Regions from separate parts of the Mus musculus genome. Here regions 2, 3 and 4 are each linked to region 1. Evidence: chromatin loops called from intact Hi-C (ENCODE). Cell type or tissue: left cerebral cortex. All regions are shown on one strand.

What was found. A loop is a pair of places that touch in the nucleus more often than their neighbours do. Peaks named below come from ENCODE experiments on the same cell type or tissue, not always from the same donor. Only the 100,000 strongest peaks of a DNase experiment are listed, where the experiment ranks them.
Region 2: it touches region 1 in a loop (7-fold over the local background); 8 of 42 quality-filtered maps call a loop at or near these places.
Region 3: a loop joins it to region 1, with 1.9 times the contacts of the local background. A loop is called at or near these places in 8 of 42 quality-filtered maps.
Region 4: it touches region 1 in a loop (8-fold over the local background); 3 of 42 quality-filtered maps call a loop at or near these places.

Annotation. Positions count from the first base shown.
Region 1 is chr13:67,605,866-67,613,865 of GRCm38, forward strand. It overlaps Zfp729b (zinc finger protein 729b), which reads right to left and starts at 3,842. Exons shown (of 4, transcript NM_001163246.2): 1 at 3,708-3,842. The coding sequence starts at 3,713. It also overlaps a transcript of Zfp729a not described here. In left cerebral cortex, a CTCF peak has its summit at 3,401; DNase peaks (open chromatin) are centred at 3,455, 3,818 and 4,509; H3K4me3 peaks cover 1,428 bases; H3K27ac peaks cover 364 bases.
Region 2 is chr13:67,678,726-67,686,725 of GRCm38, forward strand. Zfp738 (zinc finger protein 738) reads right to left here and starts at 4,787. Exons shown (of 4, transcript NM_001001187.3): 1 at 4,678-4,787. The coding sequence starts at 4,713. In left cerebral cortex, no CTCF peak of the experiment used is centred here; DNase peaks (open chromatin) are centred at 4,843 and 5,371; H3K4me3 peaks cover 1,464 bases; H3K27ac peaks cover 816 bases.
Region 3 is chr13:67,828,472-67,836,471 of GRCm38, forward strand. It overlaps Gm10037 (predicted gene 10037), which reads left to right and starts at 2,635. Exons shown (of 4, transcript NM_001309374.1): 1 at 2,635-2,682; 2 at 4,761-4,887; 3 at 5,324-5,400. The coding sequence starts at 4,764. It overlaps 4930525G20Rik (RIKEN cDNA 4930525G20 gene), which reads right to left and starts at 2,514. Exons shown (of 3, transcript NR_045194.1): 1 at 2,364-2,514. In left cerebral cortex, a CTCF peak has its summit at 4,824; a DNase peak (open chromatin) is centred at 2,529; H3K4me3 peaks cover 1,162 bases; H3K27ac peaks cover 922 bases.
Region 4 is chr13:67,548,311-67,556,310 of GRCm38, forward strand. Zfp748 (zinc finger protein 748) reads right to left here and starts at 4,842. Exons shown (of 4, transcript NM_001035231.3): 1 at 4,721-4,842. The coding sequence starts at 4,726. It overlaps 9430065F17Rik (RIKEN cDNA 9430065F17 gene), which reads left to right and starts at 4,892. Exons shown (of 5, transcript NR_131100.1): 1 at 4,892-4,943; 2 at 5,264-5,319. In left cerebral cortex, a CTCF peak has its summit at 4,704; DNase peaks (open chromatin) are centred at 4,869 and 5,292; H3K4me3 peaks cover 1,753 bases; H3K27ac peaks cover 1,101 bases.

The DNA.
Region 1 (8,000 bases):
TGGGTTTCCAGAGAGGGAACCACCAATCACAGAGCATACATGGACTAGACCCACCAGCTCACCTCCACACATATGTAGCATAAAGGCTGCTTGGCGTTCATATGGATCTCCCAAAGCCTGAAGTGGAGGTTATCCCTGACCCTGTTTCCTGACAGTGGACCCTGAGTCTTGATCTGGGCTGCCTCATCTAGCTTCATTGGAAAGGTATGTGTCTACTCCTCCAGTGACTACATGTGCCAGTAGGGGTTGGTCGGGGAGGAAGGAAGTGGTGCATGGGGAGAGGGGCAATGGGAGGGGGTCCTGGGAGAAGACTGGAGGGGCGGGGGCTGTGATTGGGATGAAAAGTAGCTAAATACACAAGTGAATGGACAAGAAAGAAAAGTGTCCTTGAACTCACTGACAGAAATATTTTAAAGGCAGAAAATGACAACAACCTGTCCTTCTTGGGTGTATTCCTTTCTTCTTTTGATGACCATCAAAATCAGTACAAATGAGGTTTCTGCATTCTTTTCATGGCCACTTGACATGCACACAGCCCAGACCAGAAACTGAATGACATCACCCAACGCAGGACCCTTCAGAGTTTCCCAGAACGACCTGTCTAACATGACAAGGTTGCTGCCTGAGTCTGTTAAAATCAGTGAGTCGTTCATTCATACCATCACTCACAGTAACATTAGGATGAAATGAAAAGAGCCTCGAGGAAAAGGGCAGGACTGCAAGCATAGGAGACTGGACTCCTCCCTGAGGAAGAGGAAGGAAACCCACCTTGACAGATTACTGCCTGGATGGCAGTGATACCACATGTGACAGACAGTGGTAGATGTGGTTGTCATTTTCCATTGGCAGAGTCAGATGTTCTGAAAATTTTCAGGTAAAGTCAGACAGCCCATGGGGTCAGGACAGAAAATAACAGAATAGTCAGAGTACAAAGAAAGGCTAACATTCCCTGCTAGTCAAGCAAGGCAGAGAGAATGCCCCCCACCCTAACCGCTTGCACAGTAAATGTAAGCAAGATCCTGATCTTCATCAACATAAGTCGTTAACAAAAGGATGCTAGTGAACTACCAGATTGGTAAGGTTTTAGGATTAGGAAGATATCAAGTGGATGGATTCCCTTCAGGTCACGGGTGCTCAGAACTAAGAGCAACAGAAGTAATTATTACACCCAATACACTATGCTTTAAAAGTCTTTTAAAAACAAGGGGTCTCAAGTAGCTTGGGCTCACCTGAGTTGGCTATGAAGGAGAGAATGACTTTGAACTCCAGGATTCCTGACTCCTCCCCAAAACACAGAAATGAATGACACAATAGGCTTTAGCTCACTTTTCTATCATGGGGCTGATTAATACAAAATATATGACTATTTGGTGTCTGTAAGTTTATATATGAGCACCCTGCTGTACCCTCTCTATGTTGTAAGGAATGTGTTTTGGTGTACAAGGTAGCATGTGATTCCTGACTTCATATACTGTTATATTTTTCCTACAGATTAGCATCATTAACTAGGAAATGTTTATTTATTCTAGATATGGTTGCAAACTCATTGAAAATTCCAGTAGCTAGGACAAGGTGGTCTGAAGCCCATGCTTCCTGACAGTAGACTTGAATGCTGTAAGTCAGGCTCCAGCTCTGGCTCACAAACACTTGGTTTGACTGAAGAGTGATAATATAAGCAAGATCCCCTGAGATAGGGGAGGGGCTGTGGAGGAGAAATCCTGAACCCCACCCCCCCACACACAAATACCTGTGTGTATTCTGTGAATGCAAAACTCTTGTAAGGAGTCTGTGGGTGCAGAGTCTGATGGCCCACGTGGAAGTTCACCGAGGGGCAGAGCCTAGAATTCTGCAGGTTCAGGGTTAGCTGTCTTACCTTGGGCTGGTTTTACCTTCATGGATAGTCAATCCTTGCCTCACTTTGTAGTGGGCCATACAGCTTGTGACAATAGATAAAAACCTCCCAGAATCCACTGACTAGGCAGAACATGAGCTTCTATCAACCCAAAAGCTAAAATCTCATCAGATGGTATCTTAGACATTGAAAATATCTCCAATGTCTCATAGTGCATGACTCCATCAGACTCACACCAATGAATTTTAAATTTTCCTTGGTCAATGACATTATTTGTTCTGTACAACCATGAAACTGATTCCATGTTGGAGTATGGAATTTGGTTTAAACTAAATATATGTTCTCAGATCATGGCTACTCAAATAACTCTGGAATAAACTATTCTCTTAACCCTTTAAGAGGAGAACTGTGCATTTTTGCATGAACATAAACCTACTATGTGTAAACCATAATACCCCAAGTATTTCCTTCCTTCCTTCCTTCCTTCCTTCCTTCCTTCCTTCCTTCCTTCCTTCCTTCCTTCCTTCCTTTCTTTCTTTCTTTCTTTCTTTCTTTCTTTCTTTCTTTCTTTCTTTCTTTCTTTCTTTCTTTCTTTCTTTCTTTCTTTCTTTCTTTCTTTCTTTCTTTCTTTCTTTCTTTCTTTCAGCATTCTTTTGCTGACATACCAGAAGAGAACATCATATCCAAATATATATGGTTAGGAGCCAACAAGTGCTTGCTGGGAATTAAACTCAGGACCTTTGGAAGAACAGGCAGTGCTCTTAACCACTGAGCCATCTCTCCAGCCATATCTTACAGCTTTTCAGATACAGTTGAAAAAATTGGAGAATTCTTTCTAAAACTATTAAGAAGGGTGTGTCACTAAACCTGAATGTCACATTGAGGGACAAAGGAAAATTTAAAAGAGTTCAGACACTGCTGATAACGTGAACACAAAGATGAAAAGCACGTGAAGAGACAGCAATGTACAGACTCTGGCAGATTAGAGAAATGTACAGATCCTAGTAGATTAGAGAGCAATGCACAGAGCCTGGCAGATTAGAAAGCAATGCACAGAGTCTGGCAGATTAGAAAGCAATGCACAGAGCCTGACAGATGAGCAGAGCCATTTCCCCCTTCCCTTTCAGACTTTCCACCCCACCCTGAGGTCTCTCATCACACCAAGTCGTCTCTCACATCTGAAAAGGAGCCCAAATTTTGGACACAACACATACTCAGAACTGTTGAGGTATTATTGTCTAGTTATTAATCTTTAGTGTAAAATCCTATTTATTTGGATTTTGCAAACAGTGCTTCATACCAACTACAAGATTATTTTGTGATTTTATAGCCATGTATTGTCGCATTCAGGTCACAAAGGTGTCTATCAGAAAATCTTATTTGAATCAGGGCATCCATGAGTCGAACAATTCGTTCCAAAGGAACTAACATCCCACACGACAGTTTGCCCTCCCTCACAGGATTCTTGCTCCTTGGACACTAGGAACTTTAGGAAGCTGCTTGAGCTCAAACCAGAAGTAGACTCTAGGACATAACATACAGAGGGCGCTACATGTCCAAGTGCTCTGTATGTCCTGAGAATCTGACTACAGTCACGTGAGAAGGGGTCAGCTAGGTAATGATGAGTGCGCTCTTGTCAGCATCTCAGGAACAGGCAGTCAGCAGACCCAGCCTGCCCTTGCCATCCTGTTGTTTTCAGTCTTCTCCCCTTCAAACCTGTGCCCAGGCGCAGCGGCCCAGCCTAGGTCAGCAGCTTCCTGCCTCACAACAAGCCCGAGCCAGCTCCCTCCGTGCCCTACCTGCCACCCTGCACAGCCCCTCAGACCTGAAAGATGGCGCTGCTCCCTGCACTAACCTCCATGTCAGAAATCCAGATGCAGCGCTGAGGAGGACAACTGCACACATTTGAGGAGTGAAGTTTGAAGAATAAGGAAGTTCGATTCCGGCGGCCCTTTCTGATGATGTCACAGGACCCGGGACTACATTTCCCACAAGTCAGTTGGAAGGATTTACAGGGAACCCCCCCCCCCCCCCAAGAGGTCTTGTGCATTGCCTGCCTTGCAGTCCAGCTGTGGGCAGCTGAAGTTGGAAAGAACCAGGCTGCCGCACGTGGCAGCAACAGGGAAAGTGGGCGTTTAAAAAAGTCTTTGTTTGCCGGGCAGTGGTGGCGCACGCCTTTAATCCCAGCACTCGGGAGGCAGAGGCAGGAGGATTTCTGAGTTCGAGGCCAGCCTGGTCTACAAAGTGAGTTCCAGGACAGCCAGAGCTACACAGAAAAACCCTGTCTCAAAAAAAAAAAAAAAAAAAAAAACCAAAAAAAAAAAAAAAAAAAGTCTTTGGTCACAGCACGCGATGTTAGCCTGTGAGCTGAGCTTTTCATAGTAATGTTTATCGCATTTCCTTGTTATCTCTGTTAAAACATTGTGATTTTAAAGCTTCGATTTTTTGTTTTGTTTTGTTTTTTTAAAGTACAGAACTACTTATGGAATGTTACTACCGAGTGGAAAATTCATGCTTTCATGGTTTACTTAAAATATGAAAGCAGGAAGTTAATATAAGAGTGGGCATTATCTCTTTAAGACGCTATGGAAACCATCCCAGGTGCTTAAGACAGAATTAGAAATCAAACTGAGTCACCACCAAGTGTTTTCTGAGCACTTGCTTTCCTCCTCTGAATCTCTCCCAAGAGGAGGGGCAGAGCTCCTTGGATCACAATGGTGAGTGTACTGGCTCTTCAATTTCCCTCTGTGTTTGGTTTGATGTTCCTTATTGATTTTCCTGTCTCCACTGATCCTGTCATCATTCACATTTGATAATACTTGAACATTACTGGTAGCTGCCTTGCACTTCCCTCACTTCTCCTAAGCAGAACACTGAGATAGTTTCCCGTGGAATACAAAGGTATCAGAAATATGCTCATATCACTGTAAAATGAGGTGATGTATTAAAGAAGTTAGACTGGAAACTTGGAGTATTGAGAATTCCCATCTTTTCGTAAGAAGGTTTATTCCTGTGTAGTTCATGCTTGAGTTAAAGCTACAAATGGCATTACAGAAAAGACTTCATACTTCCCTGAGGCATAATAATTTAAAAGCAAGCTGTTTCAGAGCAGAGACTGTGCAAAATCCCTATCCAAATATTCTTCTCTAGGGAGTGTGTTTGCCTAGGGATCAGAACAGATTCCTTAATTTAGAAAAACTAGAGTCAACAAACAGTACATTCACCTGGACATTTGATTGGCATGTCTGTTTAGAATGAGGTCATGAGTGGTCTGTCATCCCCCTGATGGCTGTAGTGAAGGGCATTACCAACAACCAGAAGGACTTAACATTTCTGAGCATAGTTAGTTTTCCAATATGTGTATGTGTTGAGGTTTGGTATGTTGCTATGTATTGTAATACTAAATTCTATATCTGAAGGTCTAAGCTTACCATGGACCTCTCACATTTAAAAGGTTCTGTTGTGCAAATCTTGTTCCTTGATTGAAAACTATTAGTTAAATCAATTTGGCTACAGCTTATTCCTAGAGGGATTAGAGGTAGGTGGCTTTTGACTTACCTGGTACAGGGTGAAGAGAGAGAAGGAAAAGGTGGAAGAATAGAGGAGGAGGACGAGTTGTGATTGGGGGTGGGGTGTAAAATGCTGGGAGAAACATTAAGTACCTGAAGTACACCACTGGGAAGGAAGCAAAGAAAGCAGAAGAGTAAATTAGAGGTTGAACCCCAGTAGTTGTCAAAGCCAGATGAAATAACCTCAAGTCTGAGCCTCGTTTACTTGTAAGCTAGTCAGGGATAAGCCTTTATGAAAGAAAACATTTAATTGGAACTGGCTTACATTTTCAGAGAGTTAGTTCAATATCATCATGGTAGAAAGCACGGTAAGCTATGATGCTGGCAGAAATGAGAGTTCTATATTTTTATCTGCAGGCAGCAGAAGGGGTCTGTCTTCTGCATACAGCAAGGAAGAGGCTCTGGTCAACAAAGCTTATTTTTATAATTAACTAAATTAGTATCTAACACAATTACAGATTTGATTGAATGACTAATTTGCATTTCATAATTATCCTAAACAGTTTGAAACAGTATCTTTCAAGGCCTGGAACTTTAGGTTACACTTTTAAGTGAACAGCTTATGTCTGATACAGAAAACATGGTTGAAACATAATATAATGTATTGTAATGTAAATAACTTTAAATTTGTATGAATATATTAATTCTATACCAATGTAATTTATTTGGCCTGTTGATGCTCTCTAGTGTAAACAGATTAAACAATCTACTCTTTCATCCCATTATTTATGTACCCCCCTTTTCATATTCATTCTCCCTCCACCATTTTGGCCCTAGCACAAGATAGAAGAGAAAGAACAGAAGAAAGAAAAAGAAAGAGATCCCTGAATCTAACCGCTTTTACTTTGTTTCCTCTGACTAAAATCATTGACCTATCCCCCTTAAAGAATGATAAACTTCCATTACCCATGGAACAACCAAAAATCACCTACCCAGACTCTTGGAAATTAGGCTGTTTTCCCTTAAAATTGATGTACATACTTTAATTTTTCCAAACACATCCATCTGCCAAATTTCATTTCTTTGATTACCTCTATCTAGAGGTTTTTTTCTGTGGCACGAAATAGAGCTTGATTACAAAACATACACACAAACAAACAAACAAAAACACATATTAATTTTTTTCTACATTTTTTCAGGTTAAGTTTTATAAATATTGAAGTTTCTGATACATTTGCTACTAATCATTGATCTCTCTTCTCATTTCTTAATGGCAATGGTCCTGGCAAACCTGCATGAGATTAAATATGATTTACCTATATTGGAAGATCTCTGTTCCAGGTGATTAGTGCACTGGCTAGTTTTGTGTCAACTTGACACAAGCTGGAGTTATCACAGAGAAAGGAGCTTCAGTAGAGGAAATGCCTCCATGAGATCCAGGTGTAAGGCATTTTCTTGAAAGATCCCAGTGAGGAGACCCCCACTCAAGTCCCAAGATTTCGTGTGCACCCAAGGAATCACGAGAGACCATCCTGATGCAAACACACAAGGCAGTTTAATGACAGAGCTTCAGCTGACATATATCTCTAGCAGGAAACAGAGGAGTCGACCCTGAGGCTCAAAAGTTAGGTGTTTATATAGGAAAAAAGTCGGGGGATAGGGGAAATTGGTGCAGTTACACACAATTGGACAGTATAAACATCAGCAAATTGTACGTGCAGATCAAGGTAACAGCAATTCTGAAGGGCGCAGGTGCTTATCTGTGTCAGCAGAGCATATGGATAACATTTAACCCATGTCAGAAGGGAGGAGACAGTAGAATTGCTAATCTTGTTATGGCTATTTCTTTGAGAACAGCTAATATTATTTTGGTAGCTGCAGGCTTAATAATTTTGACCGCTAAAACTATGTTTTTACATTTGTTTACTCAGCTTCCTTATTTGGATCTGCACTTTGCCTGCTAGTACAGTTTGGAAAGTTCTTTTCGAAGGGGGAAGGTATTGGGTGGTCTTGAATTCATTTTGGATATTACATTCCCACCCCCCTTTTCCCAGGTACATTTCAATCCTGAAATGATATCTCACTTTTGTTACAGTTACTGATATTGTTGTCTAAGTATATTAACTTCTACTCTACAATTAAGGATACATGGGCCAAAGGTTAAGAACAAAAACAGGATAAGAAGGGGTAGGAAACAGGACTAGGCAGGGACCCTTTTGCCACGCGCTCTGGTCGAGTCAGCTTGATAAGCCGAGAGGCTTGAAAGCTACTCTCGAGGCAAAAGAGTTTCATGGAAACTCGCTCCTGGAGTTTGGCGTGCTCTCTAAATTTTCCATTCCCGCCTTAGTCTAGTGGATGGATCCATGTGCTCTCTTTATTATAAGTGCCTTTTAAGATTGAATTCTGACATAGCTAAAGGCTTCTGCCAGTGTTCCAACATTCCTAGAATGTCCTTGAGCTAGACAGTGACATTTAGAATAGCCTCTGGTATTACACTATCAATAAAAGCCAAGTGGCTCCCATATACAGGAATTTACAATGGTTTAGGAACTAGATCGGGCTGTGGTTTTAGAGTATTGCATTATTCATGAAATGGTTAACTAGAACGGAACTCCCTAGTTAGAACCATGACTTGGGTG
Region 2 (8,000 bases), 73 kb after region 1:
CATTGGTATAGGAACAACTTACTGAACAGAACACTAATAACTAAGGCACTAAAATAAACAATTAATGAGTGGGATCTCATGCAACTGGAAACCTTCTGTAAAGCAAAGGACACTGTCATATTGACAGCCTCCAGAATGGGAAGATTTTCAGCAACCCAAAATCTCACAGTGGGCTGATATGCAATTATATTAAAAAACTCAAGAAGTTGGACAGCAGCAAACCCAATAACCCAGTTAAAAAATGGGTACAGAGCTAAGCAGAGAATTCTCAACAGAGGGAAACACTTTAACAAGTTTCTTTGGTCATCAGGGAAATGCAAATCAAAGTGACTCTGAGATTCTACCTTACACCCACAGCACATGCAGGCAAGGATATAGGTAGGGCAATGGAAACACTCCTTGCTTGCTGGTGGGAATGCTAAGTTATATAATCACTATGGAAATCAATGTGGAGGTTTCTCAGAATAATGGGGATAGCTCTTCCTCAAGTCTCAGAGAGATCACTCTTGGGCATATACCCAAAAGATGTCCTACCATACCACAAGGACACTTGCTCAACTATATTTGTAGCAGCTTTATTCATATCAGCCAGAAACTGGAAACAACACAGATATCCCTAAGGGACAATGGATAAAGAAATTGTTATTCATTTACACAGCAGACTATTACTCAGCTATTAAAAACAAGGATATCATGAAGATTACAGGCAAATTGATGGAACTAGAAAACGTAGACTTTTTTCAAAACTTACTTTAAGTAGAGTTCTCAAATGTTTCAACCTTCTTTCTAGCCCACATACCAGTGGTTGGGGACAAAAAAGATAAATAGAAAACAGGGGTTATGGCCCTATTTAGAAGTAGTTCCTTGGGGTAGTTCCAATATTTGTTGTCAGGATATCAGCAATTGTACTCGAGATAGTTATGTGTCAACTTAACACAGCTGGAGTCATCACAGAAAAAGGAGCTTCAATTGAGGAAATGCCTCCATGAGATCCAACTGTAAGGCATTTTCTCAATTAGTGATCAAGCCCCTTATGGGGGACCATCTCTAGGCTGGTAATCTTGGTTCTATAAGAGAGCAGGCTGAGCAAGCCAGGGGAAGCAAGCCAGTAAGGAACAACCCTCTATGGCCTCTGCATCAGCTCCTGCTTCCTGACCTGCTTGAGTTCCAGTCCTGACGTCCTTGGTGATGAACAGCAGTATGGAAGTGTAAGCCGAATAAACCCCTTCCTCCCCAAATTGCTTCTTGGTCATGATGTTTTGTACAGGAATAGAAACCCTGACAAAGTCAAATTGGTACCAGCATAGTGGGGTATTCCTGTGACAACCTAACCGTGTTTTGGGAACAACTGTGGAAGGACTTTGGAAATTTGGGCTTGAAGATCCATTCATTGTTAAGAGCTGTCAGATGTTGTGTAGGAGCTTGGAAGATAATGTTGAGAACTGTGCAGAAGATGGAGGCCTGGCTTGTGAAATTTCAGAGGGAAAATTAAAGACCCTGTTCAGGGCCATTGCTATTTTGATTGTGGATATTCTGTACTTCTGGTTAGTTGGGGTTGAAGAATCAGCTGTGATTAACAAGATACCAGAACTACCAAAGCAAAAACTTTGCATTACTGGGACTACTGATGCTGGTTAGCTGGAGCTAAGAAATTAGTGGTGATTAAGAAGAGACCAGCATCATTGAGGAAACATCATCTGGGAAGTGTTTTCTCAAAGCACAAAGAGGCTGTGTTCCAGAGATAGCCAAGGTTGTACTCCTGCTGCAGCAGGACTTGGTAACGTGTAAGGGTCACCCATGTGGTACTGGTTTTAAAGGCATGAAGGGGTCACGCAGAGCAGCTGAGGCTCGGCACTGTGAGAGGCCATGGAAGTCCATTGGTGAAGGTGCAGCCACAGTTGCAATTGTCGGCCCACCATTGAAGAGGTCATGCAGTGTTTTGGAGATGCCAGTACCATGAGATGACCACCAAGAACAGCAGCAGTGGAGTACAGGCATCTGGAGCCTAGAGGACAACGCGTGTGCTACAACGGGCATAGCTGGAGAAGTGACCCAAACCCTTGGAGGATCCCAGAAGATCGTGAGTTGGATCCCAGACATTGGATGGTTGGAGATTGATTTTTGCTTTTGATTGTGACTGTGCCCTGTTATTTTCAGTCTTGAAGGAAGAAACTATTTTAGTGGAGCCCACAGTTAAGAGAATTTTAATTGTAAAAAGACTTTGGCTTATAAAAGATATTGGACATTTTAAAGCGATTGACTTTTAATGTTTTAAACTTGGGGATGAATAAGAAACTAAGGGTTGAGGTTTACTAGTGATGTGTTTGTGTGTCAAGTTGACAAGGGGTCAATTGTACTGGCTAGTTTTGTGTCAACTTGACACAGCTGGAGTTATCACAGAAAAAGGAGCTTCAGTTGAGGAAATGCCTCCATGAGATCCAACTGTAAGGCATTTTCTCAATTAGTGATCAAGGGGGAAAGGCCCCTTGTGGGTGGGACCATCTCTGGGCTGGTAATCTTGGTTTTATAAGAGAGCAGGCTGAGCAAGCCAGGGGAAGTAAGCCAGTAAGGAACATCCTCCCATGGTCTCTGCATCAGCTCCTGCTCCCTGACCTGCTTAAGTTTCAGTCCTGACTTCCTTGGTGATGAACAGCACTATGGAAGTGTAAGCCAAATAAACCTCTTCCTCCCCAACTTGCTTCTTGGTCATGATGTTTGTGCAGGAATACAAACCCCGACTAAGACAGCAGTCCAGTCCAATTACAAAACATCAAGCATGAATCAGGACACATAGCAAGATCCAACAGAAAGCACAAGGAACCACTGAATTCATATGAATCAGTAGAAGCAGCCAAAATCCCACAGAAGTTCTTTGGTGCATTTCTCTCTATGTAGTGAAGACCAGCAGAGCTTTGCAGGTCCTATCAATGCAGAAGCATCCTCTCATTGTCTGTGGGGTGCTATTTATCTTCTTTCTAAATATCACCCACGTTCTCAAGCATCTGCTCTCAGCAAAACATCACATGCCCTCTGACGAGACAGCTTCCAGCAAAACATTACGTGACACAACTGAATTTAAAGAAACTAGAAACTTGCACTTCATCTTCCTGAGTGACTTAGCCCAGAACCAAAAGGATATGCATAATATATACTCACTTATAAGTGGATATTAGCTACGAAGATATCCATGATACAATCAACAGACCCAGACACACTAAATAAAAAGGAGGGCCCAATGGAGGATGCTTGATTCTCACTCTTCCTGAGTGTACAATCATGAAACTGATTCCATGTTAGAGTATGGAATTTGGTTTAAACTAAATCTATGTCCTCAGATCATGGCTACTCAAATTGCTCTGTACTAAACTATTCTCTTAACCTTTCAAGAGGAGAACTGTGCATTTTTGAATGATCATAAACATACTATGTGTAAACCATAAGACCGAAAGTATTTTTCTTTCTTTCTTTCTTTCTTTCTTTCTTTCTTTCTTTCTTTCTTTCTTTCTTTCTTTTCTTTCTTTGAGCATTCTTTTGCTGACACACCAGAAGAGAACATCAGATCCAATTATAGATAGTCGGGAGCCACCAAGTGGTTGCTGGGAATTAAACTCAGGACCTTTGGAAGAACAGCCAGATATCTTAACCACTGAGCCATCTCTCCAGTTCTATCTTACAGCTTTTCAAATACAGTTGAAAAACTTGGGAGAATTTTTTCTAAAACTATTAAGAAGGGTGTGTCAGTAAACATGAATGTCACATTAAGGGATAAAGGAAAATTTAAGAGAGTTCAGACAATGCTGATAACATGAACACAAAGAAGAAAAGCAAGTGAAGAGACAACAATGTACAGACTCTGGCAGATTAGAGAGCAATGTACAGATCCTTGCAGATTAGAGTGCAATGTACAGAGCCTGGAAGATGAGCAGAGCCATTTCCCCCTTCCCTTTCAGACTTTCTAGCCCCCCCTGCCATTTCTCATCACACCAAGTCAAGTCTCTCACATCTGAAAAGGAGTCAAAATTTTGGACACAACACATACTCAGAATTGTTGAGGTATTATTGTCTAGTGATTTTTAATCTTTAGTGTAAAATCCTATTTATTTGGATTGTGCAAACACTGGTTCATACCAACTACAAGATTATTTTGTGGTTTTATATCCATGTATTGTCGCATTCAGGTCACAAAGGTGTCTATTAGAAAATCTTATTTGAATCAGGGCATCCGTGAGTCTAACAATTCGTTCCAAAGGAACAGGAACTAACATCCCACACAACAGTTTGCCCTCCCTCACAGGATTCTTGCTCCTTGGACACTAGGAACTTTAGGAAGCTGTTTGAGCACAAACCAGGAGTGGTGTCCAAGACATAACGTATAGAGGGTGCTACATGTCAAGTGCTCTGTATGTCCTGAGAATCTGACTACAGTCACGTGAGAACGGGCCAGCTAGGTAATGATGAGTGCGCTCTTGTCAGCATCTCAGGAACAGGCAGGCAGCTGACCCAGCCTGCCCTTGCCATCCTGTTGTTTTCAGTCTTTTCCCCTTCAAACCCGTGCCCAGGCGCAGCGGCCCAGCCTAGGTCAGCACAGCATCTCCAGGTCAGCAGCTTCTTGCCTCTCAATAAGCCCGAGCCAGCTCCCTCCGTGCCCTACCTGCCACCCTGCACAGCCCCTCAGACCTGAAAGATGGCGCTGCTCCCTGCACCAACCTCCATGTCAGAAATCCAGATGTAGTGCTGAGGACAACTGCATACATTTGAGGAGTGAAGTTTGAAGAAAGACTAAGGAAGCTCGATTCCGAGGGCCCTTTCTGATGACCTCACAAGGGACGGGACTACACTTCCCACAAGTCAGTTGGAAGGACTTACAGGGACCCACAGAAGAGGTCTTGTGCATTGCCTGCCTTGCAGCCCAGCTCTGGGCAGCTGAAGTTAGAAAAAAACAGGCTGCAGCATGTGGGCAGCCACAGGGAAATTGGGCTTTAAAAAAAGTCTTTGGTCACAGCACGCGATGTTAGCCTGTGAGCTGAGTTTCACAGTAATGTTTATCGCATTTCCTTGTTATCTCTTCTAAAACATTGTGAGTTTAAAGCTCGGATCTTTTTTGTTGTTATTGTTGTTTTTGGTTTTTTAAAAAGCACATCTCTACTTATTAGCATCTTACTACGGAGTGGAAAATTAATGCTTTCATGGTTTACTTAAAATATGAAAAAGGAAGATAATGTAAGAGTGGGCATTATCTCTTTAAGATGTTATCGAAACCATCCCAGGTACTTAAGACAGAATTAGAAATCAAAGTGAGTCACCACCAAGTATTTTCTGAGCACTTGCTTTCCTCCTCTGAATCTCTCCCAAGAGGAGGGGCACAGCTCCTAGGATCACAATGGTGTGTGTACTGGCTCTTCAATTTCCCTCTGTGTTTGGTTTGATGTTCTTTATTGATTTTCCTGTCTCCACTGATCCTGTCATCATTCACATTTGATAATACTTGAACATTACTGGTAGCTGCCTTGTACTTCCCTCACTTCTCCTAAGCAGAACACTGAGATCGTTCCTCCTGGAATATAAAGGTATCAGAAATATGTTCATATCACTGTAAAACGAGGTCGATGTATTAAAGAAGTTAGACTGGAAACTTGGAGTATTGAGAATTCCCATCTTTTCGTGGGAAGGTTTATTCCTGTGTAGTTCATGCTTGAGTTAAAGCTACAAATGGCATTACAGAAAAGATTTCATACTTCCCTGAGGCACAATAATTCAAAAGCAAGCTGTTTCAGAGCAGAGACTGTGCGAAATCCCTAAGTAATAAAAGGATTGTCTCTGAATCCTTTGGGTGAGAGCAAGGATTTAAGGTAAACTTCCTTTAAGAAGCATTAGTTAATAAAATACTTTCCACTTAGGAAACAATATACACTGAAAGATTAAAACTCTTGGCTTCAAGTATAGAAGCAGAAACAATAAAAATTTTTCTTACATAAGGTAAAGTTACATTAGCCATACCTAGAGGCAAAATTTTCTAGTGATTACAGTTCACCTGAAGCAAAACTCTTTGAATTTAAGCATTATTTTAAACATCTGAATAGATCTGCAACACTGTTAAAAAGAAATTTTCTTGGACACAGGGAAAAACTTTCTCAGGCACTGTTTGCAAAACACAAGAAGGCCACAAGCCGCTCTGGGGCTGCCCAGAGCCCTGCATTGACTCAAAGGTAAAATACTTTTTTTAATCTGAGCATCTTGGCCCTCCTGTAATAAGGACCAATTCTAGAGGAACAATGTAACCGTCTACGCCTCTAAAGTTTGATACTCTTTCTTAAGATGACTTACAGTTAAAATGTTCTTCACAACTTTAGTGTTGTGAAAAAATTGCCCGTACTGCAGTTTCCTGCCAGGCAGCAACTATAGCCAAAGTGATTGTCTAATCTATTCACAAAGACAAACATAACTAGATAACTCTGTCACAGTTTTGTATGAAGTGAGCTGTATTAGTGCTTTCAAAAGATGATTACTCTTGTAATAATCTTAATTAACAATATATGGGTGAGTAGAAAATCTTAAATTTGCAATGAAACTGCAGGCTGAAGTCAGTGGAACTCTGGCAGTTTTAACCATAATTTTTAAGTTTCTTGTGCAAGGTTAGGATAATACCTACAACCTTGGGAAAGCAAAACCCAAGTTTAAAACAATTTATCATCTTTAAAATCAATATTAGAAGCATTACTATCCCATTACGAAGTTTGGATGCCAATTAATACTTATGAATACCTATTAAAGCAAGCTTTACTGCTTTAATAAAGAGGCATTGTTTTAGATCTTATCTTAAATTTTACTATTTAGGATAGGAACCACATTAATTATTATCTAAACTAGAAATATCTTTAGAAACCCAGCCTCTTGGCCTGCTTTATGCCACGTGTCGGAAGGACTCTAAACTTGAGTTATCAAATTTAACACTAACCATCTATAGCAATGTAACAATTATTAATCTTAACCAACAACTTATGAGCTGGATGTGAAAACATGCAGAGCACATTATCAATAAAAAAGAACCAAATGAAGCAGTTACATTTAGACCAATCAGAGAATATTAATTTTTCTAGCTACAATCATAGAATAAAAGGCACTTTACCATTCTCAAACACATTAGTCAGAAACCATTTATCAGCTTTTTTACTCCGAAACTAAGAGGCTGTGCACTCGCCCTTATTTCCTAAAACGAACAGTTTTTCCAGCAGGGGCCCTCCTGCCACGTGTCTGATTCCTGGCTGAAACACGTGGCAGCTCTCGGCTTTGCAGATAAAGTTTTTTATACCATCTTTATTATCCAACATAAAACATAGAACATTCATTCATACAGACTGGACACGAACATACATGAATTGAACACGAGAACAGATTGGTGCACCAGACATTAGACAAGACACAAAAGGGAACAGAGTACTCCTGCTATAAGGCCCAGAGAGAAATTTCTCTCTGCTTTTTGGAACATTTTCCTCCCTCATGATGCAGTTTTTATTAACTGCGGCAATCCGCCTGATTATTAATTTCCTTTTAATAAACCCTTTCTTTTCTCACGCCTAATGTAGCTTCGGAGAGCCACGGCCTACCGCCTGTTACCCAGCTCCTCTTAAGCTTCACTGCTGAACCTAAGTGAACCAGCGCTCGGGTTTAACGCTGTCTCAGCTTAGCCCATACCTTCTCCGGTATGAATTTCCTTTATCCTTTAATTATTTCATGGAGCTCCGAACCAGCAGTGTCTCTTCCAAAAATCCTTTGCCGTTTCTCAGTCCCGCGTTGGTTCGCCAAATGTTGTGTCCAGCCAGCAGACCACAACCTGGGTTCTAGCCTGGAAAGGCATTTTGGAAACCTGGAAGAGAAGAGGGGCTAGGTGGCGAGATAAAGAAATGCAGCTAAGACAGTTATTCTGATCAAAGCTCAATTTTACTGTTCCGCATGCAATTATAAAGCAGGGGAAGGGGGCCGATTCCTGCCAATTAATCTTG
Region 3 (8,000 bases), 220 kb after region 1:
ACTCTCTATCTACATGTGTGACACAGCCATTGTCCTTTAGAACCAGTGTAATGGCTCTCATTTCCTCTCCCCACTCAACTTCATCTTATCAAAAATTGGAATTCCTGACATGTACTTTCAATTTCTTAATACTTGGGTAGTTTTATTTAGGCATTCACGGGATTCTTCATTTTAAGTGCTTATTCCTAATTGACCCAGAGTAACTAGCTGTATATTTGTAGTGGTGAGTTTTCGTTACACCGCTTTGGGTTTCAGGGGGGACCACACATGTCCACCTGCCCAGGAGCTGTTTTTGGATTCGAGAATGAAAAGACACACACATTACCTTATTTTTAAAATGACTTGGCTACCTCAAAGGCTGGATACCCCTAAACCTTCCCCTACTATCTGAGGCCCAATCTCCAACATATATGCTGTAGAATGTGGTTTCAATAGACTTGTCAATTATATAATAGTAAGAATAGCAAATCTAGCTCCTCAAACAATTATGATTTTTATGGTAACAACATTTAGAACATTTAGAATCCTTTAGGTTACTGTGTTATATATTCCAAATTATTATTAGGTGTGAGTATCCTTTTCTTTCTTTATTTTTATTTATTTATTTTGAGACAGGGTTTCTCTGTATAGCCCTGGCTGTCCTGGAACTCACTTTGTAGACCAGGCTGGCCTCGAACTCAGAAATCCTGCCTCTGCCTCTGCCTCCCGAGTGCTGAGATTAAAGGCGTGCACCTCCATGCCCAGCAGGTGTCAGTATCCTGTAGTGATAGTGATAGTGCTTCTCGTGTGTGTGTGTGTGTGTGTGTGTGTGTGTGTGTGTGTGTGTGTGTGTGTGTGTGTGTGTGTGTGTTGTGGAGGCTTCTGGGCACCCCACACGGGGTTCAATAATAAAGACACAGAGACATCCATATAGTGTAAGGCTGTTGCATGGGGCAGTCCCTCATTTTTATGGCTCTACCTGGCCTCCTTGCCCTGCTCCATTCTGCTTCCATCCCTCTGCCCCAATTAGCAGCAGGACTGCCCTGTCCATAAGTTAAAGTTACTTTCTGGATAAAGTCAATGAAAACTCCAGGACCTCCCTGGGGCAACTTGCTCATTAACATGACAATCTCAGAGAATACTCCTTTTGCGCAGGAAGTGACAAATATTTACATGTACAAGGCAGGTTTTGTGGGTGATAGTAAGGACAGTACCTTATATCCAGCCAATGCTAGATGCTGCCAGCAGAGCTTAACAATTGAGAATGCAGGGGTATAGTTTCATTCATAGCCAGTAGTTACGATATCTGTGGGGGATAGGTCACCTCCCAAATCTAGGCACGTTGGGGCAGAAACAAAAGCAGACCACAGGCATAAGGCAAAGGAATCTCAGAGACAGAGGGAGTGCTATCTCAGAGGAAGCAGGCTTTGAGTTCTAGCAGAGACAACAGGCATTAGGAACCAGTAAAGCTTCTCTTAACTTGAGAAACAAACAGGTAAGGCACCCTCTGGCACAGAAATCATGGCTCCAAACCCCTGGACCTAGTGAGGTTGGTTCCTGGCCTCCATGGCTGGTTAGCTTTCCTGATGGCTGAGGTCTCAGAAAGATAAAGAAGTGCAGACCAGAAGCCCCACTCCTGCCAAGGCTGCAGCTATTGCTCAGGAGGCTCCTGCAGTCACCACAGGTGGACAAGTCCTGCCTCCCTTACCTCAGGATGTGAGCACTAAAAAGCAGCACTAAGTCCAATCTACTCACCTTGCATGGGGTTCCTTTAAGGTAACAGCACACTTAGCAAACACCCAAGGATCTCATGAGTGAGTGAGGAGAGAAAATGTGTGGTGGCGCATGTCTTTAATCCCAGCACTGGGGGGTGGGGGGTGAGGGTGGGGGTGGGGGTGGTAGAGGCAGGCGGATTTCTGAGTTCGAGGCCAGCCTGGTCTACAAAGTGAGTTCCAGGACAGCCAGGGCTATACAGAGAAACCCTGTCTCGAAAAACCAAAAGAAAAAATACTGGCAATATTTTCAACCATGGGATATGACCGTGATGAATAATGAGATTCAAAACAATGTCAAATGTGCCAGAGTTGAAAGCCTACTAGGAATGGGAGTGGACAAATATTTTGTAAGTTTATGAGAATTTTGCTGCCATCTCCAACAAGACATTCTCAGTGAGCGTGAGAACCAAAGAGGCATCAAGAGCCGCTGGGAGTTAAAAAATATTAATGAATCTTAAGATGATTTTCTTTCCCACATTAGTGTATTGCTTCCTTATTTAAAAACACAACAGGGTCAGCGTGATTCTTTTTTAAAGTAAGATTAAAATTACAACATATGGCCCAGAAATGACTTGTACTCCTAAGATTTCTGTCACAGACTCGACTCACATTCACGTTATCTCCTGTTGTGGATCCGGAGGGGGGAAAACCAGCCCGACTCCCCAAGAATGTGCTGCAGACTGCTTCTTTCCTTCTATTCTCTCTCTTGGGTTGCCAGGGACAAATTCTGGAACCAGAGAAATCACCTTCGGTGGGTTACAGAAATCCCTTCGCACGGACTTCTGGGAAATGTAGTCTGGATACTGTGACGTCACAGGGAGCTAACCGGTAAACCCCCCACTAGGTTTTTGCTTAACAGAGGGGTCTTCCCCAAAGTTTTGCGAGAGTCCTGTGTGGCCGTTACATTCCTGTCGTCTGTGATGTGGAGGTTGGTTCAGAAAACAACATAGCCTGGGTCTCTGTTCCCGGTTCTGTCTCAGAGGGAGCGAAACTGAACTGGGTGGGAGGGCAGAAGCTGCTGCTTGGACCTGCCTTGCTGTACCGGCTGGGACAGGTGACGTTGCATGTCGGGACGATGAGGATTGTGCCCTAGGTGATGGTTTCCTTTGGACACTGCGTGCTGCTCTCGTGCCCTAGAGATGTTAGTGATCCCCAAACACAGGATGTGTCCTTGGCCCACAATGGTTATTTCAGCCTGTTGTTTTGTTTTGCTTTTTGTTTTTGTTTTTTGTTTTTGTGTTTGTGTTTTAGACAGAATTTCTCTTGGTTCTCATGGAACTTACTTTGTAGACCAGGCTGAACTAGAACTCACAGGGATCTTCCTGCCTCTGCCTCCCTCATCTTGGGATTGAAGCTATTCACCATGACACTCAGAGTGTCAGCATGTTCTCATCTCACACTGAAATTGTTGAGCTATTTTTAAACTAAAAATACAGAGTTGTAACTTATAGAAGAAGGAGGCCAAATATTTTTTACCATGGACTACTGATGTCAGGAAGCCAAGGTTCTGGGCCTTCCTGAGTAATGGACGCTCTGGAACAGTGGGAGAGAGAGAAGCTTGCAGTCTTGTTGCCCTGAATGCTGGATGTGTATAAGGATCATGTGGGCTACATCTTAGAATCCGATAACATACTGTTTGAGTTGAGCACAACAATACTTAGAAAAATGATCAAAGCTTATCTATACAATTATTTTAAAGGACCCCACTAATACATAAACTGCTGATATTTTCATGTATAAATAAAAAAATAATATGACTATTCTCGTTGGCCAATCTGGGGCATTATTCAATAAGACATGAATATAGAAATTAAAAAATTTTGAAATAATTAGACAGCATAGCAAACATGCTGCTCAACTACAGCACACTGATACATGCTGTCAAATGTGTAAAACACACTTCAGAAATGTCACAAACATCAACCAGTACCCATTAGAGAAAACACAGAAATGGAACATGACAAGGAACAGTGAATTCTGTTCTATGTTAAATTCTCAGTATGATTAGTCCTTTGCATGCTGGTTTCCCCGTATGTTCAGAACCTTGAATGATATTAGTCTGTGAGTTCTTCCTTTAATGTTCTACCCCTTGCCTCCTCCATCTCCTGTCCCTTGTCACTGTGCTTTGTGTCGCTGCTGAATTCTGGACAAATGCAGAAACCCAGATGACAGCCAGAGCCACCTCATTAAAGTCTGTATTTTCATATAATTTCACATTCATGGCTGTGTATATTTAGTGTTGACAAGAACCTTCTCCCTCACCAGGACTTTCTGTTGTGAGAACTGTTTATTTGTGTGGTTTATAATAAGCATATGGCATTAAATGGATGCTTCTGTGGATGTATTTATTTTACATTTCACCTGTCTTCAATGTATAGAGCCCACATGGTTTTATAGCATCTTTTACCTTGTTTTCCTTTGAAGATGGGTCCATTGTGAGGTCATATGAGTACCTTTGATGTGTCTGAAGAATATTACTCAGTGATGTGAGAAACAGGTCTAGCTCTCTTTCATCCTTACAGAATCTAGATTTGTGTCCACAGGCACATGATGCCCGTGTAAAGGTTTCTACCACTGTGATAAAGATCATGAGGAAAGGCAATTTGGAGAAGAAAGGGTTCATTTCAGCTGACATCTTCAGGTAACAGATCATCACTGAGGGAATTCAAGTCAGGAACCAGCGCAGGAACCACACAGGAACGCTGCTTATTGGCTGGTATTCCATGGCTTGCTCAGCCTGCTTTCCTATACCATACAGAAACACCTCCCCGGTGGGATCCCACCCATATTGTAGATATCTTGTTATCAATACTAATTAGGAAAATGCCATAGGCTTGGCTACAGGACAATCTCCTGGAGACATTTTTTTCAAATATTCTTCTCTTCTCAAATAATAGTGTCAACTTGACGGGAGAACTATCCAGCAGAGTTCATCATGGTATTTAAATGATTTTAGTGGTTTTAATTAATTTAAACTGTGATATCATTCATTGGTCTTCATTTCAGGAAATGCTATCATTTAGGGATGTGGCCATTGATTTCTCTGCAGAGGAGTGGGAATGCCTGGAGCCTGCTCAGTGGCATCTGTACAGGGATGTGATGCTGGAGAATTACAGCCACCTTGTGTTCCTGGGTGAGCACTGCATCTGTAGAGCATTTGTATCTCACCATCAACATGCAGCTTCCTCACCTTGTAAAATGTCTTATAGGAGCATTTCATATCCTTAAAAAAATTAGGTTGTTGTACAGCTAAGAACCACTTCACTGTTTTTCTCTTTGTATGTTTAACCTTTCTGTGTTAGAAGTATCTTCTCCTATTAGAAATTCAAGGGCATGAGGCTTGGAGTACACTTATTAATTAAAATGCTTAACAATTCAGTTTTAATATTTCTCCCTTTAAATAAAACTTAGAATCTGGATATTGTATGTCCCTATATGTATTCTGGTACTCTTGTCAGAAATCATTTTAAGGAAATAATTTTCTTTACTTGTAAACACTACTTTAAGGGTCATATCAATTCCCTGTAGACCAACTCTTATACAATCTCATTTCCTTTTCCTACGAACAGAGCTTGCTGACTCTAAGCCACAGCTGGTGACATTTCTGGAGCAAAGACAACAGTCTACTGGTGTGAAGAGACAAGAGGTAAAAACAGTGTTCCCAGGTTGGTAGGAAAGAGGAGGTCGGAACAACGTGGAGGTGCAATGGTCGGCTTCCCCATATACTTTGAAACATGATGTAGTTGTCAAGATAATCTTAGATCTCTCCATCCAATGTTTTACTTGGGTCTTTGCATCTGTTTGAGTCAGTTGGTGGCTGGAGCCTCTAACAGGATAGTTATGCAAGGCTCCTGTCTTCAAACATAACCAGAATATCACTAATAGTGTCAGGGATTGGTTCTTGCCCGTGGGTTGTGTCTCAAGTTGTGCCAGTCATTGGTTGACCATTCCCTCAGTCTCTGATCCTACATTTTTTGTAGACAGAACAAATTTTGGATCAAAACTTTTGTGGTTGGGTTAGTGTTCTTATCACTCCACTGGAGGATCCTGCCTGGCTACAGGAGGTGGCCACATCAGGTTCCATTATCCATATCTATTTAGCTGAGACGCCTAGCAGTGTGGATTTGGAACTTGAAGTATATCAATTTCTTTTCTTTTCTTTTCTTTCTTTTCTTTTCTTTTCTTTTTTAAGATTTTTTTTATTTATACAAGTACACTGTAGCTGTTTTCAGACAGACCAGAAGAGGGTATCAGATCCCCATTACAGATGATTGTGAGACACCATGTGGTTGCTGGGAATTGAACTCAGGACCTCTGGAAGAGCAGTCAGTGCTCTTACATGCTGAGTTATCTCTCCAGTCCCAGTGAAGCATATCTTAATGAGATCATTATTTCCATGGCTTGAGAACAGTATTTCATTCTCTGATTTACAACTTTCAGTGGGAGTTACTCACATGTTCTTGAAAATTCTGATTCCTGATATACAGGAAACTAGAACATTTACTCTTTTGAAGAGTCTGCTTTCATAGACACTCCTATATTTTTTTATTAGACAATCATTCTGTACCTATGATAGGGAATAAAACCATCAATATCTCTCATGATGAATCACATTTTAATTACTACAAATGGGAATTAACAGGTTTACAAACTTGCTCCCAGTGTCTTCCTTTTTATATTTCATTTCTTGGCATAGGGATCAACCGCTTATTGCTGTTCTTGACTAGTCTTGAAATACATGGCTGGGCGGTGGTGGCGCACACCTTTAATTCCAGCACTTGGGAAGCAGAGACAGGCAGATTTCTGAGTTCGAGGCCAGCCTGGTCTACAAATTGAGTTCCAGGACAGCTACCCGGTGGTAGAATGGTACACATTTGCACAATTATATGGTTGTAAAACCTTTTACAAATGATATTTCAATGACAGCTTTTTTTTTTTTTGTCTGCAATTTCGGTATACTCCGGAGCAATTTCGTGATGATGCTGTAATGTTGGAAAGTTATTCCATATTCACCCCAGTGAAGGCAGAAAAGTTTACTGCCGTTGTCTCTACAACTCTGGGAGAACAACAGTGCCATTCTATTCCGATCAGGGATTATCACACTGGATACCTTTTTGCTATTTCACTAAGAATAAAAAGTACTAACTACACAAATAACAGCAATCTTTGTCCTCCTCCAGAAGGGTCATCTAAGTCAGCCTCACCTTCAATGATTATCAAATATTCCCATCCCATAGTCAGCTTTATCCCTGGGCTAACAGGGGGAAGATGGGTGTGGTGGCTTATTTTTTTAATATTTTAGATTTTATGATTTTATGTGTATGAGAGTTTTGCCTTCGTGGTATCTGTCCATCACATGTGCTGGTCCTTGAGGAGGTCTTGAGCCTCTATGTGGGTGCTAAGAATTAAACCCGGGTCCTTTGCAACGAGAGCAAGTGCTCTAAACCACTTAGTCTTAGTAGTCAGGGGCAAGGGCTTCGTGCCCTTGCCATAGTTCCTATTCTAGTCTATTGTAAAGTCAACCTTCCCCTTAGGGGTGTAACTCAGCTATCTATAGTTCTAAGTATCTACTCTGGTTCCTCCTGAGATCACAAACTTCCTTCTTCCTAAATAATGGTAAATTCCTGTATAGGGCAGTGACTTAGCTATCCATGCCCAGGGTCAGCTCAAGGACTGCCTAGAATCTAACAGCTATATGTCAAAAGTTCAATCTTTAGAAATTCTTATAATAAAACAATATTAAGGAAAAGCACACAGATCCATTTACCAACTAAAGCAAGGATATTGGAGCATTCGTTTTTACAGGATGCCATGGTTCCAGGAGACTGTTTCCGTGACATTTTCGCCCCGCGCAGCGTCCAGGTTTTCAGGGCCTGTTGTGATTGTCACTACTGGAGTGGATGTAGCAATAATGTGTTTTAGATTATAATGGTTCTAAATGAGCTTAATCACAATTCTATTTACTGAGCTGCATTCGAGTCATCCACTCTGGCACTGTTGCTGTTTTGATACACAGTGTTGGAGGTCACTTGGTCTGCCTGCACCTTCTAGGGTGTGGTGTAGAGTGTGCAGTTTAGGGAGGTCAGGGTCTGTTGACAAGTCACCTGCGCTTTCCTTTATTAGGGTTTGTTTTTCAGGATCTAACTTCTGGACAGTTTCCTTTCAGTGCATAATTTAGCAGCCAATATCAGTTTAGGTTATTTTTGAAACACTTCTATTTATTTCTTAGGACAGCTAATGTTAAGA
Region 4 (8,000 bases), 58 kb before region 1:
AGTGGTTTAGGAAAAGTCATGTTACTCTGCTTTTCATAGGTGGGCCAGCAAGTCAGAGTTTGGAGGATAGCCTCCAATTTCCTAGCTCCTTTCCCAGGGTGTTAATCCCTGTGGGTGATGGCACTTCCAGCCACCCCAGAGAAAGACACGCATGTTAATTATGCTACCCAGAAAACCTGTTTAAAACACCCTACACGCAAGCTAAAGGAAGCCCCAGTTGGCTCTGATTGGGGGATAAAGTTGCCAACGGCCAATGGCAGGGCAGGATGAAAGAGGTAGGACTTTTAGGATTCCTGGGCAAGAATGCAGGAGAGAAGAGGGATTCTGCTATGAGAGGAGGTAGGACGTACCATGCCAGGACCAGGAAGCAGAGAGATTAAAATTAAGAGTTCGCCGATATATAAGAATCCAGGAAAGTGGCTCCAGAGGCCACTCCCCAGATCAGGTCTGTGGTAGTAGAGATGAAATATAGATTTTTAAAAAATGTTAAGTAAGGAATACCGGAGGGGAGTGTGTGCTAGCCATGGAAAGATTTGGAAGTGCCCAGTCATTGAGCTAATAAGGCATATTAAAAAAAAAAAAAAAAAAAAACAACTCTGTATATGTGTGTCTTTTATTCTCAAATCCAGAGAGTAGGGCAGGTGACAAAAAGTGTGATCATCCCCTGGGGGTGGATTGACAATTCCCCGCTACAGAAAGGCATCTAATATCTTACAACACATTTGAAGGTTCTATAAATTCTAGGCTCATGATGGGTGGTCACTGTTATTCCCAAAGGCCAAATATCAATAAACACTGTAAGGAATACAAATAGGAAACATGGATCAGACAAAGGAAAACCAAAACATCTCAAAGATGCCCTGAACACCCAACCTGTGTTAAAAATCTAAAGGAGGATTCAAACAACTAAATAAGGAGCTAAGATAATAACGCCATATGTAAACAAGAACATCAGAAATCAGTCATGCAATAAAATATGAGAAGCACAATGACAGAGCTGAAAATGCCCTACTGAATGGAAATAACAAAGGTGTGAACACTAGAAAGAGTCAGCAGAAGGAAGGAGGCCTCCTCAAACAGAAAGCTGCCAGAGGTTATAAGAGCATGAAAAAGTGACAGTAAGAACACTTAAGGCAGCTGGGCGTGGTGGTGCATGCCTTTAAACCCAGCACTTGGGAGGCAGAGGCAGGCAGATTTCTGAGTTCAAGGCCAGCCTGGTCTACAAAGTGAGTTTCAGGACAGCCAGGGCTATATAGAGAAACCCTGTCTTGAAAAAACAAAAAAACAAAACAAAACAAAACACCACACACACACACACAACTGAAGGCCTGTGGGGAGACTCAGTAGGTAAAGGTACTTGGAGCCCACTGTAATGACATGAAGTGGATCCCTGGCACCAAGGCACAGTGTTTCATCAAAATTCTGCTCCTACATAGGCATAGCATGGTATGTGGTCCTACCTTCACAAAAACAGATTCAATAAGGAAAAAAAAAAAAAAAGAATATAAAGAAGAAAGTAAAAGCAAGGACTGGGGGGGGGGGGAGACAAAAAACCTGCCATGAGTGTAATGAATTTATGGAACACTCTACACAGAATAAAAGAAAAGAAGGACACCAGAATGTCCTTACGTGTTTATAATCTTAGTTCTTGGATGGTACAGGCAGGAATACCAGGTGCTCAAGGCCAGGCTCATCTGCACAGGGAGTTTAAGGCTAGCCTGTGAGATGTGAAGACCTCTCTTATTTAGGAAAACAAAAAACAAAAAAACAAAACCCACATTAAAAAAAAGAAAAAATTACATTTTAAGAAATGTGGCTTTTAAACTTACACTATGTGAAATAGTGATGGAAACTAATTAAAACTTCCAACAAATGCCAGTCTAGGCAACACTGAAGAAATTCAAGAAGGCTAAGCAAGCCAGGTAAGCAAATATTCTGATAGGAGCAGGTAAGGAGAACCCCTAACCCAGGAGGTGCTTCTGTAAAATCCTTAGTAGTTAACCTCAGCAGAAATAACAGCTGGGGAAGCTGAGGGATGTACGTCACATACAACAGAAGAAAAAGAACAAGCAAGAACACACAAACAAAGCTGCCCTCTAACAGACCTGGAGAGCAGAGAAGTCAACAGGACAGAAACCGGAGCCTGTGGGAGAACTGCAATGGAGAGAAACTTATGCATTGGAAAGAGCCTCCCATCAAAACAGCAGAGGGAAACCTCAATGAGGAGGATGGCAACAGATGACTCTTAAGTCGCAAGCAGGATGACGAAAGATGGCTAAACCCAGTCTCCACCTAGCCCCCACCCCTTTGCATTTTTTTAAGACAAAGTCTCAAAATGTAGCTCTGGATGTCTTAGAACTCATCATGCGGATGAGGTTGGCCCCCCTCTTCCACCCAAGTGCTGGGATTAAAGGCTTGTGTCACCTGACCCAGTCACCTCTTAAGAAAGTAGACTCTGCTGAAAGCATGAAAGCTTGAAAGCACAAGGTGAGAGATGAGAAACACATCTTCCACTTTCTTTACCTATGAGATATGGCACCGCCAGGTGATGAAACTTAACTTCCCGTCTTTTGAATAGAGGCTGGTCCTAGACACAAGCCTAGACTAACAGCATGGAGAAAGGAGAAGTCCAAGAACTCATGCACACCATGCCTGTGCCCCTCAAACATATTCCTTCATTGAAACCAAACAGTCCTGATTAGCAGGAACTTATGGGAAGTAAAAGCTAGCTGCAAATAGAAGACTGGATTTCCAATTAGCTTCTAGCTACTAGTGACACCATTTTGAACACAGACTACCTATGGATTAAAGAACATGCTGCCTTAAAACCTCAACAAAAGTATGATAAAGTAGCCAACTCATAGGTCTCTGGCCCAGCTCTTCACCCACATGTACCTTACATGCAGCCATCATTAATTCTTGGTTTTAGCCAACACATCTTGACATCTTGCCAACTTGGAACATTGAACATGGTATGGGAGACCATAGGTGTTATTTACTTGCAAACTAATATGCTTTTTAAATATGTATTCCAAGTAAGTAACACATGCTTTAATCTGTTCAAATCTGTACAAATCTAACAGTGATCTTAAATATTCAGTACAATGTTACTACTTGTGCCTAAAGAAATACTAAGCGCAGCCCATCCTGTAAACAGTGGAGGCTCAGATTCTCATCCAACTGATTTGTTTTTATGAAGCCACCTCAAAGAAGATAATAACTGCGTGTCTTTGAAAAAGTCTGCCAAACAATCTGACGCATACTTTTCAACTCAAAATACATCACTTGCATTTGAAAACAACTACCGACAGACTCAAGAACAGAAATCTTTATAAACCAAAAGGAGAAAAATGACAAAAATCCGTGCTTCACATTTTTTATTCCTCCCATCCAAATCTATACAAATACCTTCCGTATCTTCTCTCCATGTTAACCAACAGATGTCACACAGATCACCAGGGGATGGTGAGCATCATCATCGCCATCCTGCAAACTTTCCTATCAGAGTCTTTGTAAGGACGACATGTGTAATACAACAACGTCACTATATGTGAGTTTCTAAAATGAGTAATTCCTTCCCTCATATTTTCACTTGTACAAACAAAAGACTATGTGAGCAGCCCACTGTGAAAAAACTACAGGATCCCGAGTGAACCATAGCTCTTAAAGTCATCTCTTACTCTTTTGACCCAGTATAAAAACTTGGGAGAAACGGTTCCGGACGAACTGTTTAAGGGCACTCGTGGAACACAGATCCCACAACTAGTGACAGTTTTAGACACAGTATGCAGTGGACAACGACGGGAGAAAACCATGGGATCGATCAGAGAGCACTGTAAGCATCCGGTCAGGTAGGCAGGACTATTTCTCTTTCCCAGAGAAACTCAAGCACCTCTGTCCCCTTACAGTCAATCCCTAGACACCCTTGTAGCCTCTAGCCAACTCATCTCCCACAAACTAATGGCATCATAATTCCCAATGGAATTGGATGAGTTATTCTTCTCCAGTACAGTGCAGGATCAGTAATTTCTTGTTTTGCAAAGCTAGAATCTTTTCCTTTAGGGGATCATTCTAGCTCTGCATGGGGGTGTTAGTCTGAGGATTCAGGTCACAGCAGTGATCATTAAGTATTCCTATTTAAAACGGCAGTCCATAAATCTCTGTTCCAATGAAAATGGGATTAACATCCCATGCATCAATCTCTCTCGCAAAACTCTCCGTCCTTGGAAACTAGTAACTCTATGAACTTCTATCAATACAAACTAAAAGTATTAGGCCGGCTATAAAGTACAGGAGGGGCCAGATCTCCACTTGGTCTAGGTGTCCTGAGAAAACTGACAAGCGCGGGGAAGGCGTGGGTCCATAGCCAATCTGAGATGTATGAGTCCACCACCACCACTTCCAGGTACAGGTTACGAGCAGACCCGCCTGTCCGAGCAATCCTGGATTTTCATATTCCCAATTCCTTTCTTACCAATACAGCCTCTATAAGAGACCCAGGCAGCTACTCTGAGCTCACAAGAGCGTTCACTTCCAGCACCAACCGCATGCCCTCTCCCCGGCCCCAGCAGGCTTCCAGACGCTGTGGCCCAGCCTAGGTCAGCAGGGCTCCACCAAGTCTGTTCTTCCCGCCTCCGGGCCACCCCTCCTCCGCCGCCTCCGGGCCGGACCCGCCCTCGGTCCCTCCGACCTGCAGCGGTACGCGACACCCTGGACCAACCTCCATGTCAGCGATGCAAGCCGAGCGCGGAGCAGGACCAGAGAATCGCCCAACTTTGAGAGAAAATGCACTAGTGCAGTCGCAATGCGGAAGTGCCGTTTCCACAATGGCTCCTTGTGAAGCGATCCAACGGAAGACTACACTTCCCACAAGTCTGTGCGACGAGGCGCCAGGAAAACAGGCTGGTGACGTGTGTGTTTCCTGTGTTTCTTCACCTCTGCAGGTGAGGATGGATGGGAACGCGAGCATTTTTTGCACTGGGACAGCCATAGGGAGTCGGGCTGCTTTTAAAATCCCGGGTTCACTACCGGAGATGTTTGAATGTGAGTCGAGCCTTTGACTCTAATGTTTGCTGATTATTTCTGGTCAATCTGTACTGATTTAAAACTCAAAGTCTACTTATTATGAGGTTTATTCCATATGTAAAATTCACGTTGACTCAATTTAACTTTAAAATAAATCAGCAAAAAATTGTATGGAAATGACCACTTTCTGTTAAGATGATTTTACAATCAGCCTATTTGTCACTCCGTGTCTTCGCAGATGCTCAGGAGCTTAAGACAGAAGGATGCCAAATCCAAGGATAACCTGGGCAAAAGGTACAAACTACAAAAAAGGGTTACTGAGCATCTTAGGGGTAAAGTCCCTGCTTGCCTGGGATGAAGAAGGCTTTAGTTATAAATACACCACTACAATAGACAATCTCGTCCTGTAGTTAAATAAAATAACCAGTTTGCCACAGCTGGAAAAAAAGTCTTAGTGTGAACATTGGAATCCATACAGTGTAGTGCACAGGTCAAGGTGCACAGATATGATTTAAAATTATAGAACAAAATTAAAAGCCCAGCTCTCTAGAATTCACTTGTAAAGAACTCAGAGAATCTAACTGGGAACATAGAAATAATGAATGAATGAATAAAGATAGATTGGCACCATTGGGACCTCCTATCTCCTCGTAAATATCTAGTGCTGTACTGGTCATGCCAAAGACCAAAGAACAAACCTTTTTAGAAAGAAGAGTCTGGACTCGTGACGGACAGTGGTTCACAAGGAAGCTAAATCTCAGCTGAGAAGGAAAGTCTTTTTTTTTTTTTTTTTTTTTTAATAAGAAACTTGTGTCCTGCCGGGCAGTGGTGGCGCATGCCTTTTATCCCAGCACTTGGGAGGCAAAGGCAGACAGATTTCTGAGTTGGAGGCCAGCCTGGTCTACACAGTGAGTTCCAGGACAGCCAGGGCTATACAGAGAAACCCTGTCTCGAAAAACCAAAAAAAAAAAAAAAAAAAAAAAAAAAAAAAAAAAAAAAAAGAAAGAAAGAAAGAAAGAAAGAAAGAAAGAAAGAAAGAAACTTACTTGTGTCCTTTTTTATTCTTCCCTGAAATGTTTAAGAAGGAGTTTTAATAACTGGTTGGGGAGGGTGGTTGGAGAGATGGCTCAGCGGTTAAGAGCACTGACTGATCTTCCAGAGGTCCTGAGGTCAATTCCAGCAATCACGTGGTAGCTTACAACTATCTGTGGATCCCAATCCAGTGCCCTCTTCTGGTGTGTCTGAAGACAGCTATGGTGTACTCATATAGAAAAAAATAAAAATAACTATTAGGTGACACAAATGCCAATATTTCTATAGATAAGAATGAATAATACAGTCTCTGCAAATATGAATTCAATTTGGAGAGAAGAGTGTGATTAAGAAGTCTCAGGGTTTACAAATATTTGGGCCTTAGTGATGAAAGCACACAGTCAGGTACAGGGTATTTGGTCCTTTTTGCTTTCATTTTAGAAGGACATAACTTCTAAAAACAACACCCATCTCCTTCACACAAATGACCACTTTCTGAGAGAATCATTTATCCAGAATACATGCAGCAGACAGTCTCACTTTGCAATATTCTCATGTTTACATAGAATTAGTAAACATACCACCCAGGATGTAAGTCACATTTTATGTAAGTTTGAACTGGAAATTTTGCCATAGAAAAATATTTAAAAATTCAACAGATGTATGTCTTAGTCAGAGTATGTATTCCTGCTCAAAACATCATGACCATGAAGCAAGTTGGAGTTGAGGGTTGGCACCATAAAGAGAGCCTATGAGAGGCTATTGGTGAAGCCTAGTTGCAGCAGAAAACAGCAGTGTTTTGGAGATGCCGGTATCACGAGATGACCACCAAGATTACACTTCCACATTGCTGTTCATCATCAAAGAAAGTCAGGACTGGAACTCAAGCAGGTCAGGAAGCAGGAGCTGATGCAGAGGCCATGGAACTGGCTTGCTTCCCCTGGCTTGCTCAGCTTGCTTTCTTATAGAACCCAAGACTACCAGCCCAGGCATGGTATCACCCACAATGGGCTCTCCCGCCCTTGATCACTAATTGAGAAAGGCCTTACAGCTGGATCTCATGGAGGCATTCCCTCAAGGGAGGTTTCTTTTTCTGTGATAACTCCAGCCTGTGTCAAATTGACACACCAAACCAGCCAGTACAGTACCTTAATTATCAAGAATTGTAACCATTTTTATATTTGAGACAGGTTTTCATATAGCCTAGGCAAATCTGAAACTGCATAGCTGAAAAACTTGTACTCATTCAATCCCTGCTTGTCCTCTCTGAGACTGTGCAATATCATAGCTATCTATCATAACTTTCTCTGTTTCTCTCAGAAAGTATCTCACAAGACCCTCAAGGACAGAAAAGTTTTATTTTATCTCACAATTTGGAGGTAGGGCACATTATGGCAAGGAATGCCTGGAAGGATGATAGAGCACAATAAAATTCTGTGCCCCCTGCCCCTGTGGAAAAACAACAGGAGAGATATAAATACGGATGCTCATTCATCAAAGTTTAGCCAGTTTAGTGATTGCCCCCATGAATCTAGATATTATAAAGTTTTCAGAGAGATGCAATCTTACTGTGAAGGCAGAACGGGGCAGAGAGAAGGTTCTCTGAAGCAGGCATGCTGAGCTGCTAATGGCTATGGATACCTTCTTCTGTGGAACTGCAGAGAAGAGGAAGGAGTTGGCTCCCTGTAGATGGTACGGGACCAGACTCTCTCTGTATCTTCAACTTAGGTTTGCTGTGAGTGCACGGGAGGAATTATGGACAGCGGCCTTACCAATCTATGTTTCTTCCATTTTATATACATTTTAAACTCAGTTTACTTGCTTGTTACTGATCATTTTTAAAGTTAGGAAATCAGCATAATATTGAAATGAATTTAGTGGAGAAAAAGGGGTTAAAAAGCTAAGAAACTACTTACCATCTATTCCAGATGTTTTATGAACAC